Linked DNA regions of Mus musculus: region 2 is linked to region 1. The links are chromatin loops, found by intact Hi-C in ENCODE. Cell type or tissue: left cerebral cortex. All regions are shown on one strand.

Region 1 (8,000 bases):
TTTTTTTTTCTTTAGTAGCACAAACGAAGCCACCATCCAGGAGTCCCGCACCTTGCCGTAAAGAGTGTTAATTCTCTTTTTTTCTCTCTCTGGCAGGCTTTGTACCCACTAATTACCTGTCTTTTATGTGTCAGTCAGAAACAGTTTTTTTTAAATAACTGGCATATTTTCCTACAAAACTGTTTGTCACATTTAAAGGTAAGACACTGTTACATCTCTGACCCGTGGATACTGTGATGTGTTCATTTCTCTGTGTCCACAGAACGGTAAATAGCACAGCTTTGATTACTCTTGGTGCATTTGTGATAGTCTCTGTAAGGAATCATGTGTTGGAAATAATAAACCTTTACTTGAACATTTTAGTTTGTATTAAATGCAGAAATATGTATTTCAAGAGCCATCATATCATCTTAGATATGGTGATATTTACTTTTACAATTATCAAGAACTATGAATAAACTATTACTTAGTCTCATAAAACCCTTCATGTAGGTATTTTGTTTGTTGTTCTAAGAAAGTTCCGTAATGTTGGCTCAAGCCTGAGTAATATCAAAAGCTTTGATAGTAAATTGTCACTAGATGCTCCACAGTGAGTGTGCACAGCCGGATCTGAACCCTGGGCACCAGATCCCCAGCTTGTGAGCACCTTAAGCTGTCGTGTCACCGGAGGGGTACTTGTTACTCCCACCCTCTGGCACGACCACACTTGTCCTTTCTGAGTGTCACCAACACAGGCATGAGAAACTGTTTTCTCCCCAGGCTGCTCTGCTCTCCTGGGCCTCATTTCCTCTTTGGCTATGAACGAACACAATCAGCAGCTAACACTTAGGGTGGGACTTGGTTCCCAGTGCCTCTTCTGCATGTCCCACGAATACAGGGTTCGCGGAGTCCATCGGATTCTGGATTACAAGCCAGAGAAGTGTGATCGATTGACAATTCCCTTCCTGTTCTTTGTCTGAGTTACCTTGGAGACTGAAAGCCTGATGTTTTGACTGTAGGAAAGCCAAGGCACAGCCAGGTTAAATGATGGTCTCAGGCTGTGTGACTCAGAGTATTGTGAACAACAGGACTGACTCGTTTATCCTTCAGGAATAGTCCTCTGGATATAATCTTTAATATCTTCATGATTTAAAATATTATCTTCAAACCTGCTTTGACTTCCTAGTAAGGTATATGGAAGCTGTAAGTCTTCCAAAAGCGCTTTTGTCTGATTTTACTTTTATACTTATATTCATTTATATTGTCCCTTCTTAGATAAGACTTGAGATACCCTCTTTGGTTATGAAAACCTCCAAGACTAGGTTAAGTTGGTTAAACATTTCTTGTCTCACAACCAGGAAAGAAACACCACCAGGCATTTACATGGTAACTGTTTCTGTCCTCATTTTGATGGAGTCACTCCGATACAGGCGCTAAAGGGAGTGTGCCTTCCCTGAGTCCATTTTCTTTTTTCTGGAATGTTTTTTAAGATGTGCATTTAATGTTTCTGGGCATGACAGTTCATACCTCTCTGTTGCTTTGTTGGAGTTTCTTTATATCTTCATTTCCACCTAACATACTTACAATGCTTTCCCGGTACCTTAACCCCTCCCCCCATTTCATTTATTTATTTATTTATTTATTTGTTTATTTGTTTGTTTGTTTATTTGTTTATTTATTTGTCTTGAGGCTTCCATTTAAAGTGCTGTTTTCTTTGAGCCCTTACCTCCTGTTAAGTATTTCTGGCATATTGTCCATTTGAGTGAATGGCTGCATCAATCTTGCCAGGCTAAAGGAGATAAGGCCCACCCAGCATAGCACGGGTATTTGGATTTCTGTTGTCTTGGCCATTAACCCTGAACTTACATTAAGGCTCTATTCAGCAGAAATTGTGCAACTTGGCTCCTGCTTGTTAAGCTTCCGATCATGTGGCTGTCCTGCTTACTTATGAAAAGAGATTTAAACATTCTAAGAAATGTTGTGCTAGTTATATATAATAGCAGGTTGTATTTTTATTTCTCCTACTTGTTGGAAAATTTAATGAAAGGCCATTTCTAATCAATTACTTGATTCAAGTGAATCTATTGATTTTTTTTTTTTTTAATAAATCCACCTAAAAGCGTTTTCACTTAATTGCCACCACTTCTTCCTGGGATTCAGTTTTCCAATGTCTACTGGATGCTGGATGGGCTCAACATTGACATTTTCCCTGTAGCTGAGGCAGAAAGAGGATAAATGGTCTGCGTGTAGGTAGCCAGTAGTGATAGACATAGGTCTGCATCGACAGTCACCCCGTTTTATGACGGCCGTGCCTTCCGGTCGGCCATACTCTCCTAGAATGTTCAGAAAGCAATGCTCCATTGTTTTAAGAAAAACTTGGCTATAGTTCCTGGATATTAAGATTTTTATGCTCTAGAGTTATATGAATAAGTATAGTGAATTTTCTAGGCACTTACAACTATTATATATACAGCTTAAAAAAAAATGACCCTACCAGGCCGAGGAGACAGCTCAGGGTAGTGGCGGCCAGAATTAGGATTTCTAGGACCCATATAGGTGCTGTGTGGGCATTGCAGCCTCCCTATCATCCAGCACTTGGAAGGTGGAGCCGGGATTGATCCGCAGGACAGACTGGCCACCTAGACTAGAACAGCAGCTTCAGTCCAACTGAGAGAGACTGCTTGTCAGCTGGGTAATGTGGAAAGTAGTGGGGGAAGACTCCAGGAGTCAGCCTCAAGCCTACACACAGACATACACACACACACACACACACACACAGTCGTCTCACACACAGACACACTCTAAGAACACTTATAAAGCCAGTATGCCACATCTTTAACTTGGCTGTCATAATAAAATAGGCTTCGTTGCTATCTGCTCGAGTGTGAGAGCACTGAACAGTTAATTTTTAAATCTTTGTACTCTTAACGGAAATATGGTAAATTTCCACTCTTTTTATCATTAATCCACTTCGGTTCAATTGGTTTACGAATACCAATTTTAAAGTTTCTGAAGAATTGCTAAGAGTCAGAGGAATGGAGCTGGGACCATGGAAAAATAACCTGGGGACTGGCCCGCCATCATCTATCCATAGTTTCCCTCATTTGAATGTAATATTGGGAGGAAAATGAGGTAATGAGACATGTTAGTTCTCTCCTAGCTCGAGTGTCACAGGCTGCAGGATCCCCAAACTTTGGGATTGGTTTTTGTTTTGTTTTGTTTTGTTTTGTTGTTTTGTTTTGTTTTGTTTCCTTAGCATTTCTGGCCACTGCCTCGGAAATGTCAGATTTCTTCTAAATAGAGGCCTTGGTGAGGAGCTGCCGTGTTTTGTGCTTATTTTCATCTAACACGCATGTGCCGCATCTCATGTTTATGTTTGCTGTCTCACGTTGCTTTATTCAGATACCATCTAACAACAGTATCAGAAAACAAATAGAAACCCTGCAGGTGAGTTGTGTTGGCGTCACCAAGGAAAGTATTGCTTTCTTTTCTTTAAGCGCGACATTTTTTTTTGTTTTGTTTTGTTTTTGTTTTTCCCCCTTTTACCCATTGTTGCATTGCATGTCTGAAGTATTTACCTCAACCTGCTTTTACTGTATGTGGAAGAGTTAGCCCAGAGAGGGTGCCCCCTTCAGGAGGTTGGCTGTTACTGCAGCCCCAAGAAGATGGACTTACATGATGTGGGTGACAGAGGCTGACTGTTCACAGTGTTTACAATTTTACTCCTTTGTTTAAGTTACGCTATCCAACTATATTCTAAAGGAAGGTGTTAAAAAATGTTCCAGTGAAATTAAGGAGCTGATAGCTTGGGCTTCCAACATGGTTTTGATGGGGGAGTTTTTGAACCTTTGTCCCTATTGGTTTGGGTTTTCTACAAAGCAGTTTTATTTTATTTTTTTAAGTTCACATTAGAAAAAAGAGAATGTTCATAACAAAATGGTTGCTGTAGGGGGTCATACCTAACTGTCGTGTCGGGACTTTGTAGAATACTAAAGTCCTTAGATTTCTATGTAACAATCGGATGACTCTGATTTGTACGAATTTTACCTAGAGAATTACATACACATCTTTGTTTAAGGCCTAGATCAATGTAGGCTATTTCTATTGTTCTAACTTCACACAGCAGGGTGAGTTAGTCGATGCCTTTCTATCTCCCCTCCCCCTGCCCTCCTCCTCTCTCCTCCCTCCACCATGGACAAGCTGTTGTGATTTAGGTAGTGCTCTGCTTTCTGAGGGCTCCCGCAAGTGTGTGTGGCTGAGTTGATCACCACGACGCCCTCCAGAGGGCTCTCAGGGCTGGAAATGTCCTCTGTGCTCGTGAATACACACACGCACACGCGCACACACACACATGCTCTCTCTCTCTCTCTCTCTCTCTCTCTCTCTCTCTCCCTCCCTCCCTCCCTCCCTCCCTCCCTCCCTTCCTCTCTCCCTCCCTCCCTGTCTTTCTGTTTCACTTGTAACTTTCATTGCTTTAGTAGCAAACAGAAGACCACCCTGGGGGGTAGGGGTGGGGGTGAGGTTGACATTTGGGGTCAACTTGGATCCTGCCATGGAACAAGGAATTGCGATTGAGAGCTATTGAGGGTGTTTGGATTTTCCAGTCTCAATTCTGCCCAGTTGTTATGTGCACAACCTTGTGTGACGTCTAGTGTTTCTCAAACATCCTCCATCCTTTTGCTTTAAACTATTTGTAGTAGATGTCTGCTATTCTAAACCTTAAAACAACATAGAACTGCTAAAGTAAACACAGCATTTTTAAGAATTCTTGCTAGACATGGCTTCCTACACCTTTAATCCCCATGCTTGGGAGACAGAGGCAAGGAGATCTCTGTGAGTTTGAGGCCAACCTGGTCTACATTGCTAGTTTGTAGCCAGCCTGGTCTACGTTGCTAGTTTGAAGACAGGCAGGCAGGGCTATGTAGTGAGACCCTGTCTTAAAGAATTTTTTGTTAGTTGCTATATGGAATTGCTTAACAAGATGGAAATCTTCTCGAATGAATATTTTAAAATACAGATTTTTTTTTAGCAGTCAAACAGCAGATATAATTTTCAAAGTTTACACTATCTCATTGCATGACTGCAGTCTCTACAACAGCTAGAGTGACGAGAGCATTCACCAATACAACAGGCTGAAATCAAAGGGTTTTCTCACTGTAAATCATAAAGTAATTTAAGTAATGTCCTGCTTCTACATAAAAGTTAGGACTAGTCCACTTAATGCTGAGTGGACACCCAATGTCTTGTAGACTGTGACCTTTTGACCTGTGAGGTAGGTACCCTCTTCCCTCCTGACAAAGACAGGCCATCACAGAACACAGGAAGTGATGAAAGGACATCCAGGGCTTGGGTTTGGTCCTGGGTTTCTGATTTCATACTTGGGCTCCCAAGGTCTCTCTTCTCTCACAGAAATGTGCTCACTGGTGTCTAGTAGTATTTCACAGAGTCATGTGACCAACACGATTTGGTATTTCAAACTTGATCTGCCTACGGGCTGCAAATGAATTAAAGGGGAGTGGCCCATTGATTGTGTCAGTATTGTGGTATAAACCACTTATCAGGTAGTTCGATGCTGTGTGTATCATTCTGAAATTCTCTGAAATGTTGGTAGGATCCTAATATTCTCTCTTATTTTAGAGCCTAAAGCTCGGCTGCTTTATCGATGGCCACCTCTGAGCTGTCTATACTTGGGAATACTAAATGCAGGCCGACTTATTTAAACTTCTTAGACTGAACAGAACAGGGATGGGGTGGGGGGCGAGTTAGTTGTCATGAGAGAATGTGTTTGATCTCAAATGTTTACCAGTGTTTTTAATATATTTATTCTTGTTCTCTTTTGTTTCTGCACAGAATAAAGACCCTAAAATGTCTCGAGTTGCACTGGAGTCTTTGTATAGGCTGTTGTGGGTTTATGTAATTAGGATAAAGTGTGAGAGCAATACTGTAACGCAAAGGTGAGTGCTGGCTCAAAGTGCTGGGTCTTACCTTACATCTGAAATGAAACCTTGGCCGGTAGGATCTGGCTCCGGGATGAAGTGTGTGCTTAGCACGTGCAGGGCCCCGAGCGCTAGCCTCAGTTCCAAAAGAAATAAGGAAAAGCCTGTGACAGTCATCCGGGTGGCAATTACCAACGCTTTGTGGAGAGGGAGCTGCACTCCCATGACATAAGGAGCAGGAGGGTGACCTTGTCCTTCTGATCTCATGGTCATTAAGTGTCTCTTCTGTCCGCAGTCGCCTGATGAGCATAGTGTCTGCTCTTTTCCCAAAGGGCTCCCGCAGTGTGGTCCCCCGTGACACCCCTCTCAATATATTTGTGAAGATCATCCAGTTCATTGCTCAGGTGGGTGCGCCTCCTCCCTGGCCCCCTCGCCCCGGCTGCCAGCAACAGCCATTTATCATAATGGGGGTTTTCAGAGGTGTGCTGTCAAAAGATTAATACTATTGAAGAGTGAAAAGGTATGCTTAGAATGTTTTTAATAATATAGGATGCTAATGACCGTGTTTGTGTGTGTGTGTGTGTGTGATGTGTGTTATGTGTGTGACAAAAGATGGAAGGAACCTCATAGGTGGGCGCACATTTAACTGAGGGTGAGTTGAGGAACTATGTCATAGCTCTAATAAAAATCTTTGGTAATCTTATGTGTGTGCTGTGTATACTTGTGTGTGCATGAAAACCAGAGATCAACATCAGGTATCCTATAATATTGCTCTCAACTTTTGTATTTGAAACTTTATGGTGTGTGCGTGTGTGTGTACATGTGTGCATTGTTGTGGGAACAAGCACTTTTCTTAGTAAGTTTCAATTGCTATGCTAAAATGCCACTGACCAAAATCACTGTTGGGAAGAAAGGGCTTATTTTAATCTACAATGTTCAGTTCCCCATCTGTTAGCAAAGAAAGTTAGGGCGCAGGAGCTCAGGGTATCAACCTGGAGACAGAAACTGCTGCAGAAGACTGGCTTCTTATAGCAGAAGACCTGCTTTCTTATAGCACCCGGGAATACCAGGCCAGAGGTGGTGCTGGGTGGTACCGCTCACAGGGAGTTGGGTGCTTGCACATCTGTCATCAATCAAGAGAATGCACCACAGGCTTGCCTACAGACTAATCTGAGGGGGGCTCTCAACCAAGGTTCCCTCTTCTAAAATGACTCCAACACATGTCAAGTTGACTCAAAAACTGATCAGCACAGCACCTTCACCTCCGAACCCCTCTCACTGGCTCTTTCTGCCTGAGGTTTTGAGGCAGGGAGGGCCTCTTGACCCCAAAGCCATCTGATTGGCTACAGTGGCTGGCCAGTGAGCCTGTGGAGCCCTCCCTTTCTATAAGGTCCTGCGGCTCTTAACTCATGCTTGCGCAGCAAGCACCGAGCCTTCTCCACAGCTTACAGTCTGGATTCGAGAGTTCAGATGCTAGAATCTACTGTGGCTGAATCAAAGAGATCTTTTAAGGGATAGAGAGGGGAAGCTGCCTCCGTGGGAACTGACGAGCTGTGGAATAAGAGCCCTCCTCCATGAGGATGCTTGAGGGCCCTACTGCTTCTGCTGTGGCTCCCCACCCCCCACCCCATGTCAGAGGTGGCGACCTCCTCCTCTCCACCCCGGTTCTCCCGAGTCCACTACTTGTTAAGGCTTCCATCCTCTGCCTAGCCTCTGCAGAACGGAAAGTTTACTACGAGGGTGTTAGGTGGATTCTGTGTGAGCCACTGCCAGGTCTCAGTCACATTTCCCTGTGGAGCATCAGTCCTGTGAAATAAGTGGACATTCCCTCCTCCGCTCAGGGACACGCTGGTCCCAGGAGATTCTTTATATTCCTTTTGAACCGAAGCTAGACAGTTTAGTTGATCCATGGTCAAATTATCCTTTTACAATGGAAAAAAAGGGGGGCGACATTTAACTAAAGTGGGTGAACATCTCTGATTGGAGCCTAGAAGAAATGGTAATTACCAAGTGTAATGACGAAAAAGATTAACGAAGCGAGTTGAGTTTTGGTCCTGTTTCGGAAAGCAATGCTGTTAGGTCGCA
Region 2 (8,000 bases), 260 kb before region 1:
AATTTTACCACAAGAGACACATTGTCATGGACTGGCTGACAAATTCAGCTGGCTCAGTGTTGAGGCTTAGTTACTGCACAGGGAGACCAGGTGAATCTTGGAGTCTTACAAGGATGATTGCCATGTCCCCAAATGTGACCACACACCTCCAACTAGACATGCTGTCAATGAACTATTAATCTGGGAGAAGAGACTCTTTTCAACTCTAAATGGCAAAGAAGTGTTGATGAACCAGGACAGAAGAAAGTCTAAATTGACTGAGTTCTTATTCTTGCTGATAAAAAATATTGCCGAATGGCTTTTTGAAGATTTCTCTTATTTTTAATTGTATGCATATGAGTGAGTACCAGCAGAGGGCACCATCGCATCTCCTGAAGTTGCAGTTACAGGTAATTAGAAGCTGCCCAACACAGATTCTGAGAACTCATTTCTCCAGATCTTCACAGTGGTTTTGTGTTTTCCAATGTATGAATGTGTGTGTGTGTGTGTGTGTGTGTGTGTGTGTGTGTGTGTGTGTGTGTGTGTGTGTGTGTGTGTTTAATTTTAAAGAGAGTCCTTATAACTGAGTAAGCCACAAGTTCCATAAAGCCTGCCCAGAAGTATCAGTCAATAGTCTTGTACCTCCTTATTAGTAAGATGAGATTACTGTGGTCTCTGGGGTCTAAGCTATACTCAACGCTTGCCACCAGGTGGCAGTGTTGTATAGCAATTCCAAATAACAGCATTTATAATGGAAGACATCAAGGTGAAAGATGGATGTACAAAAGTATGTATACATTTTTGAGACAGGGTTTCTTCTATGTAATTCTGGTTGTTCTAGAACTCACTATGTAGACCAGGCTGGTCTTGAACTCACAAAGATCTTCCTGCCCCTGCCTCCCAAGTGCTAAGATTAAAGGTATGCACTACTATGCCCAGTGAAATTTCATTTTTAATACTTCCTTGCACCAAATGTTTCATTTTTGGCTTTGGATGTGTTTTGGGAAAGATGCAAACCATACGTGTAACTATTTCGTACAGTTAAGTTGCTGTGTTCATGAAATAGCATACCAATCCTGTCTCATGTTGTAACCAGCAACCTATTACCAGTGTGCATGCTTTGGAGTTGTGTGACATTAGAAGGGACTCTAAGATGAATACTCTTCCCTGTTATACAGCTTCCCTTCTTATAGAGAGGTCATGATGCTTGCATCTAAGGAGAGCTTCGAAACTTCAAGGCAAACACTCATTCGCCGGCTCTGACACATAACCAAACTAAAAGCCAAAACCACGACAAGCGTGACTGTGTAATGGCAATGTGAAGGTAGCACCCCAGGTTCTGTATCCCTAGGACACAGAAAGGGCACAGGACCAATAATGAGAGCCAGTGTGTCCCCGGGGCTGGCTCTGTGCGGCCTGGGTCCCGCATTCCAGTTATGATGTCAAGTGATGCTATTTCCTGTGTGCAGATAAAGAAACTGGGTCACAGCTATTATGCAACTTACTGGTATTGTGCAGATCCTAAATGTCCCTCAAAGGTCAGCATGGTAAAAAGCCACTCATGGCACTGCTGGGAGGTGGGAAACTGGAGTCTGATGAGAGGAAATTAGGTTGCTGGTGTGTGCTGTTTAAGGGCGTGGGGAGGGTGTCTCTCTCTCTCTCTCTCTCTCTCTCTCTCTCTCTCTCTCTCTCTCTCTCCCTCCCTCCCTCCCTCCCTCCCCTTCTCCCTCTCCCTCTTCCTTTCCCTCCCTCCCTCTTCCCCAGCCTTCTTTCTCTGCCCTAACAATGAGGTGAGCAGTTTCGCTCTGCCATCTCCCTTCCCTCTGCTCCCATCTCTTCTGCCAGAGCACACCGCCTCATCAGAAGCTCAGAATCAACAGGCTTGGGCTGGTGAGCTGGTGACATCGATCAGTAAGGTGATCGCATGGAAATGTGAGGACCAGAGTTCACATTCAACAAGAAAGGGAGGCAGAGTACTGACTGCTTATAATCCTGGTACTGGGAAGCCGGAATGAGAAGATCCTGAGGCTTCGGAGTCACTGAAAAGCCTTGTTTCCGAAAATAAGGTGGAAAGGAAGGTACAGACACCCAAACCCACAGTCAGACAGACAGACAGACATGTGAGTACCCACACTCGCACGCACACACCAGACTAGACAAACCAATCATGGACTGAAACAAGCAAACAAGCAAAATAAACAAAATTAGACCTTTCCTCTATGCATGCTGTTTATTTTAGATGTCTGTCACAGGGCTGGAAACCTGAAGTCACGGTGTCAGTGACGTAGCCAAGCTCAGCATCATGTCTGTCACATAGCTGCCAAGCTATTCTGCCTTCTGCTACAAGCCCAGTCTGCTTTGCTCCTGTCAAGAGAGGGCATCACTCTAGAATAATCAGTAGGCTGTCACAAGAACACAAGCTTTGCGACAGTCTAGTCTTTAAGCAGTGGGAGAAGATGGGACTGTTTCCCCTGGCCCCACCCATTGGGAATGCTACACTGCCCCAGAGGAAAGAGAAAGAACTCTCTTCTCCCCGTTCTAGCAATGGATCGGGACAGCAGCCGGTGTTGGACCACTGAGGGTTCTTGGCACTTGTTCCTTGTGTTAGCCTCTGCTTGTCTAGCTCTCTGAGAACAGAGAGTACCTTCATTCCCGCCCACCAATCACCCATCCTCAGATCTTGCTGCGGCTTCCGCCCTGCAGGAAGCCTGTCTCAGGGAGGCTCCCAGGAGTAACCCATTAGCCACCTCCTCCTCTTTAGGCCTCATCCCTCTTACCTGGGTTTTATAGCGCTTCTCCTTCCCAACTATGCTTCCCTCTGTCTTCATCCTTCCTCGGCAGACTCCCCTTCCCCTTGTCTCTCTCCTCTTCTGGCTCACTCCTCTCTCTTTCTCATCGTTCTAGCCTCAGCTGTCCCCAGAGCCTGGAAAGTCTAGCACAGCGTTGTTCTAGTCTCTTCTTTACTTGGCTCATCTTTCCTGCACGTCGTCATGTACCTTGCTCTCTTGGATGTCCTCACCCACTAAGTCCAAAATCTCTTCTACTCACTCACTGCGTTCCCTTTGTGATTTGCCCGTCTTGGTGATGGCAATGCCATGCCCCAAAGCTGCATCATCTATACCCAGCAACTGTGAGATCAGCAAGGGGTGGAGACATTTCTTCCACCTTCCCCAATCTTACCCTGTTGGCTTGCATCCACCGCCAGTCTCCTACGTCAGCCTCACGGTCCTCTATATTAGCACACAGCAATACCTTTTATGGTCTTCCAGCCTTTTCTCCCCACTACCCCACCTACCCCCAACTTCCTCCCCATCACACTTTTCTTCCTAAAACCAGGACAGAGATGTCAGTCCCTGACTCTAAGATAGTAGGTGGATTCTCTGGGTGTGTACCATGTTCTGGCAATGATATAGTTTAAGAACTCCTAAGCCCTTATTGCTCCTAAATTCATCTCTGCCTATACATGCCCACTCTGTTCCTTTGCTCAGACTGAAAATTTTGGCCACACGGGGGCACTCTTATCCACAGCTAGACAGTGGAGAGACTGTGAGCCTCTTAGTGACTGGGCCTGTGGATCTGTAGCTTACTCTGCCCAAAACTATTTAATCTCCCTGTGCCTTGCTTCTTTGACCTGTGAAATAGCTACAACATCCTTTCCTGAAGGATGACAAGTGATCGAACGAATATTTATGGAGCATCTCTGCCAATGCAGGGAGCACTGCTCCCAATAAATATCAGTTCCTTCTGTGCGCTTACTTCCCCTTACTTTTTAAATGTGGCCCCTCGACTTCAGCAAAGCAACACTCTGGGTACTCAGCACTCAGTACTTGGCACTCAGTACTCAGAACCAGAACCATCATTTCTTACCTTTGTTCTGAATTTGTTTTCTCTTGTGGAGTGGAACATTGTCAAAGTAGACAAAGTAGTTAGGAGGCTGAAGCAGTGGATCGGGAGCTTCATGCTAGCCTGGGCTACACAGAGAGATTCTGTCAAAGGAAGAGAGAGCCGGATGGTGGTGTCTTCTGTATCTTTGCATCTTAGGCATCTCATTCTGTGCATAGATCCACTGAAGAGAAAACAACAACTGTGTTTACCTACTGATGCCGAGGCTCTCGGACTCTTAGTGTAGTCCCTGGAAATTAAGTGTCAATATGCATTGTGTTGAAGTATCCTGGGCATTTTCATATTGAACTGAATAATTGCTTACCCTGATACAATAAAACCTTTTAAGCCCATTCTCTTGTAGAGAAGGCAGCTTTGAAGCCCAGTCTTACATTTTGTAACATTTGTAAGGAGACCAGTTGGTGAAGTAGCTCACTAGGAAGTGGCCATTGTCTTGGCTTGTTCATTATTTTAACGAAGTTTTAAACTAAGGTGGTTAGCCTTGCTCGTTTCTCTTGAAGCATTCATTCCTGTTACTTTTTTCCTCTTTGTCTCCCCTTACTACAATGCAAATGTCCAAAAGTCTGACATCATGTCTGACTTACTGCTGTGTTACCAAAGCCTAAAGCAACATTTAATACTTGTTGACTAGGGGTTGGAGAGATGGCTCAGTGGTTAAAAGCAGTGACTACTCTTCAAGATGACCTGAGTTTAACTTCCAGCACCCACATAGTGCCTTACAACTATCTTTAATTCCAGTTCCAGGGAAATGGATGCCCTCTTCTGGTCTCTGAGGGCACCAGGCACTCACTCAGGGCACACATATACATGTAGACAAAACACCAAAACACATGAAATAAAATAATAACAAGTACATGTTGACTAAATGATGAATTTATGTATGCTGTCTTCTAATATTTAGTAGACTATGAGTCACAAAAAGTGTTGTGCTTCCCAGAATGTTTAAGAAACTAATGGAAATACTAGATGTTATAATATTTACTCATAGCTCCATTTGTATGACCCACCAGTGACCTGAGTTCTCATGTCACATGTCTGCTTGAGCTTCTGAGCCTTTGTCTACAGTTCTGCAGCCTTCCTGGACCCAGAGTCCACCTTCTCCTTCATTGCTTGAAGACATCGCCTCTTCCTACTGGGGAAAGCAGAGAACCTGACACAGCCCTTCTCAATGCCCCTTTCCTGTTTGGGTGTTCGCCATACTCAAAATTGCTGCCCCATTTCTCACACAGTTGGATGTCTGCACACTCTCCTTTCTAGAATTCTCTTCCAGCCTGTGCCTGAGTTGTAGCACAGATAACATTTCTCATGAAGCCTTCTTGACTCTATCCCTCATACAGCTTTCCTTGACCTCTTAGGTACAGTTTTTTTTTAAGGTGGTCCTAAAGGACAACAAGGCAGACCCTGTGCAAAGCATGAAGGGGGGGGGGGTTAATTGTGGGTTTGCTATCTTGAAGGAATGTCAGTCTGTGCTCAATTGTAAAGAAGTACTACTTGAGAGTGGTACCATTCTGTCTTAGACCATAAATGGCTGAAGAGCCACCTTTGTATCCCATGGGCCATCTTGAAGTTCTGTGGCCAAGAAAATTATGTTTTGGGGTTATTTAAGAATATTCTGGTTTTCTGTACTTGCTTGTATACACATACACACACACACACACACACACACACACACACACACACACATACACACTTACCTGACCTTCACATAGCATCTCCCCAAGGAAGCCTTCCACCTTCGTTCCCAGAATAAGGTCAGTTTCCCTGTGGCCAGTCAGCAGATGCAGACAAGAAAGCTCTGTGCTAAAAAAAGATTATTTTTTAAAGTTAGCCCAGAAGTGGGGGGAAGAAAGAGGTGAAGGCTGAGAGAGTTATGATGTATACTGAAACCTGGAGAGGGGAGAGCAGGATGGTGGGCATTTGCCACAAGGCCAGGGAGGGCGCTTCCAAAAGAATCGGTCAGCACGGCACCTGCCAGCCTCACCACAGAACAATCTAGGATTTTAGTGAAGGGAATGAGCTCGCAGGTCTCATGGATCTCGGTGTGGGGACCCCTAGAAACCTCTCACTACATGAAAGAAGCCAGCCACAGTTACCTCCATCTTGAAATTCTATTTCCAGTCAGCAAAATAGGCAGAGAGAAAAAAAAGTAGACTTGGATTGTGCTAGGGAATGGGCAGTAGCTTACCACATGTCTACACGCACACACACGTGCACACACACACACACACACACACACACACACACACACACACAGGTACATGAACACAGAGAGATCAAGGCTAACCTGGGCTGCTTAGTGAATCTGAGGTCAGTCTGGGTTATACAGAGAGAATTTGTCTCCCCCCCCAAAAAAAATTAATAAATAAGCAGAGATGTATACTTTAAGGTGCATTTTAGACTGTGTAAATTGCATCTCAATAGAGCTGTGTTCCTTTTGTGTTACTGTTCTGAGTTGGCACAAAGTGACAGGATCTTTATAAAGCTAGGAATTTGTAAAAGCACGGCTTATTTTCTCAAGGAATGCACAACTGATGAGATAAAGAGTAATCTATATGAAATGCTAAAGAATATGCAAGTTACCCCATGTGCAAGATGATAATTTACACCAAGAGAATGTCTCCATCCATGAGGAAACCACTCCTAACATTTTTAATATCATATAAAAACACTAGATGCAGTTTAAAAGTCCAAAATAGAAAGTGATTAAAGTGTGACAATCCATCTGTGTGGAAAGACACGTTGGTGAGAATTTGGAATAACATGGCGGAAATCATAGTGAAATTTTTGTATATGGTCCAAGAAGGCAGAAGAACGGGGCTACCAATATCATCAGGCATATCCATGTGCAAGCTCAGAATGCTCAGACTATTCATAGAGTTAGGGGGCACTCCAGGCTGAGCAGGAATTTAAGAAGTACAAAAGGCAGCTAAGGGCTGTGTAGTTCAGATGGCGGAGTGCTTGAACAAAGCCCTGGGTTCCATCCCCAGCAATGAACGCACAGCATGGTCACACATGCCTGTAACCCAGAACTCAGGAAGTGGATGCAAGTGACTCAAAAGTTCAAGGTCAGGCTGGAACGATAACTCAGTGGTAGAGCATTTGCCTAGCTTACGTGCTTCCAAGTCCTAGGTCCAATCCTCAGTCCTGGGCATCGGGAGAGGGGCGAGGCCGAGGTCATCTATGGCCATAGAGGGAGTTAGAGGGCAGTCTGGATTCCATGAGACCCTGTCTCAAAGTTAAAACAAATAAAAGTCCATGTGGGTGTATTGTAAAATATTCTTGTCCCCATGATTGTCCTTTAGTTCTTGGCTCTCCTGTCCCGGAGGCAACCAAGCATGTGCTTAAGAAAGTCAACAAGCACACCAGGACAGGAGACCTCCAGTAGCCAATGGAAGGATGGTTTCTAGGCTAAGCAACCATCCCAGGACAGAAGGGGGCGGGGAATGGTGTTTCTAACTACCTCTTCTCCCAAGCGGTTCACCCTAAAGGATCTTAGCGCATGCCTTCCCTAGCACGAGGTCCACACTGGCATGCTGGGGCTCCTTTGATCCTGTAAGTTTTTTTCCACTTTTCTCCCTAATCCTAAAATCGCTTTAACTGGAACTTTTCATGCATCACTGAAGATAAAAGACTTCAGATGGCAGCGTCGGGTGAACTGGACGTGGAAAATTTATCACACTAAGGCAAGACTGGTCCTGAAGTGCCACCGGCAGGCTGACTCTGGGGTCTGTGCCTAGCCACCTACCTACCGAGCTTTCCCTCTAAATTAACTAACCTGTGTCTTCTCCAGTACAGTTTAAGAGGAAAGGGCCTCTTATGATTGCCTGGCAATTTTGTTCCCTTTGGTTGTTATTTGGTTTGTGATGCCGGGAAGCAAACCTGGTGCCCAGAACCTGGTGCACACCAGGCAAGCCCTCTACCGCCGATGTACAACCTCAGCCCGTGGGTCGCTGTTGTTGCTGTTGTTTTAGATCTGAATACAGCATTTAATGTTTAAAAGTATGTCCATGTCCCTCGGGGCTGCTTGAAACACCGAACAACACAGAATAAATGAAGAGGGCCGAGTGACAGCCGAGCCCACCAACTCAGTCCCAAGGCACCGAGGTCACACTGCCCGC

Evidence for each region. A loop is a pair of places that touch in the nucleus more often than their neighbours do. Peaks named below come from ENCODE experiments on the same cell type or tissue, not always from the same donor. Only the 100,000 strongest peaks of a DNase experiment are listed, where the experiment ranks them.
Region 2: it touches region 1 in a loop (4-fold over the local background); 11 of 42 quality-filtered maps call a loop at or near these places.

What each region holds. Positions count from the first base shown.
Region 1 is chr5:73,110,682-73,118,681 of GRCm38, reverse strand. Fryl (FRY like transcription coactivator) reads left to right here. Exons shown (of 63, transcript NM_028194.2): 13 at 97-198; 14 at 5,830-5,933; 15 at 6,211-6,319. Among named protein-coding and RNA genes, the nearest start is that of 1700071G01Rik, 42 kb to the left of the region's middle. In left cerebral cortex, a CTCF peak has its summit at 3,615 (motif pointing left); no DNase peak of the experiment used is centred here.
Region 2 is chr5:73,375,609-73,383,608 of GRCm38, reverse strand. It overlaps Gm34583 (a long non-coding RNA gene), which reads right to left. Exons shown (of 8, transcript XR_377017.2): 3 at 6,995-7,107; 4 at 5,577-5,682; 5 at 4,890-5,014; 6 at 3,847-4,045; 7 at 2,190-2,343. Among named protein-coding and RNA genes, the nearest start is that of Gm34583, 8.7 kb to the right of the region's middle. In left cerebral cortex, CTCF peaks have their summits at 401 (motif pointing right), 667 (motif pointing right) and 3,483 (motif pointing right); DNase peaks (open chromatin) are centred at 2,301, 2,554, 3,160, 3,488 and 2 more places; H3K4me3 peaks cover 792 bases; H3K27ac peaks cover 881 bases.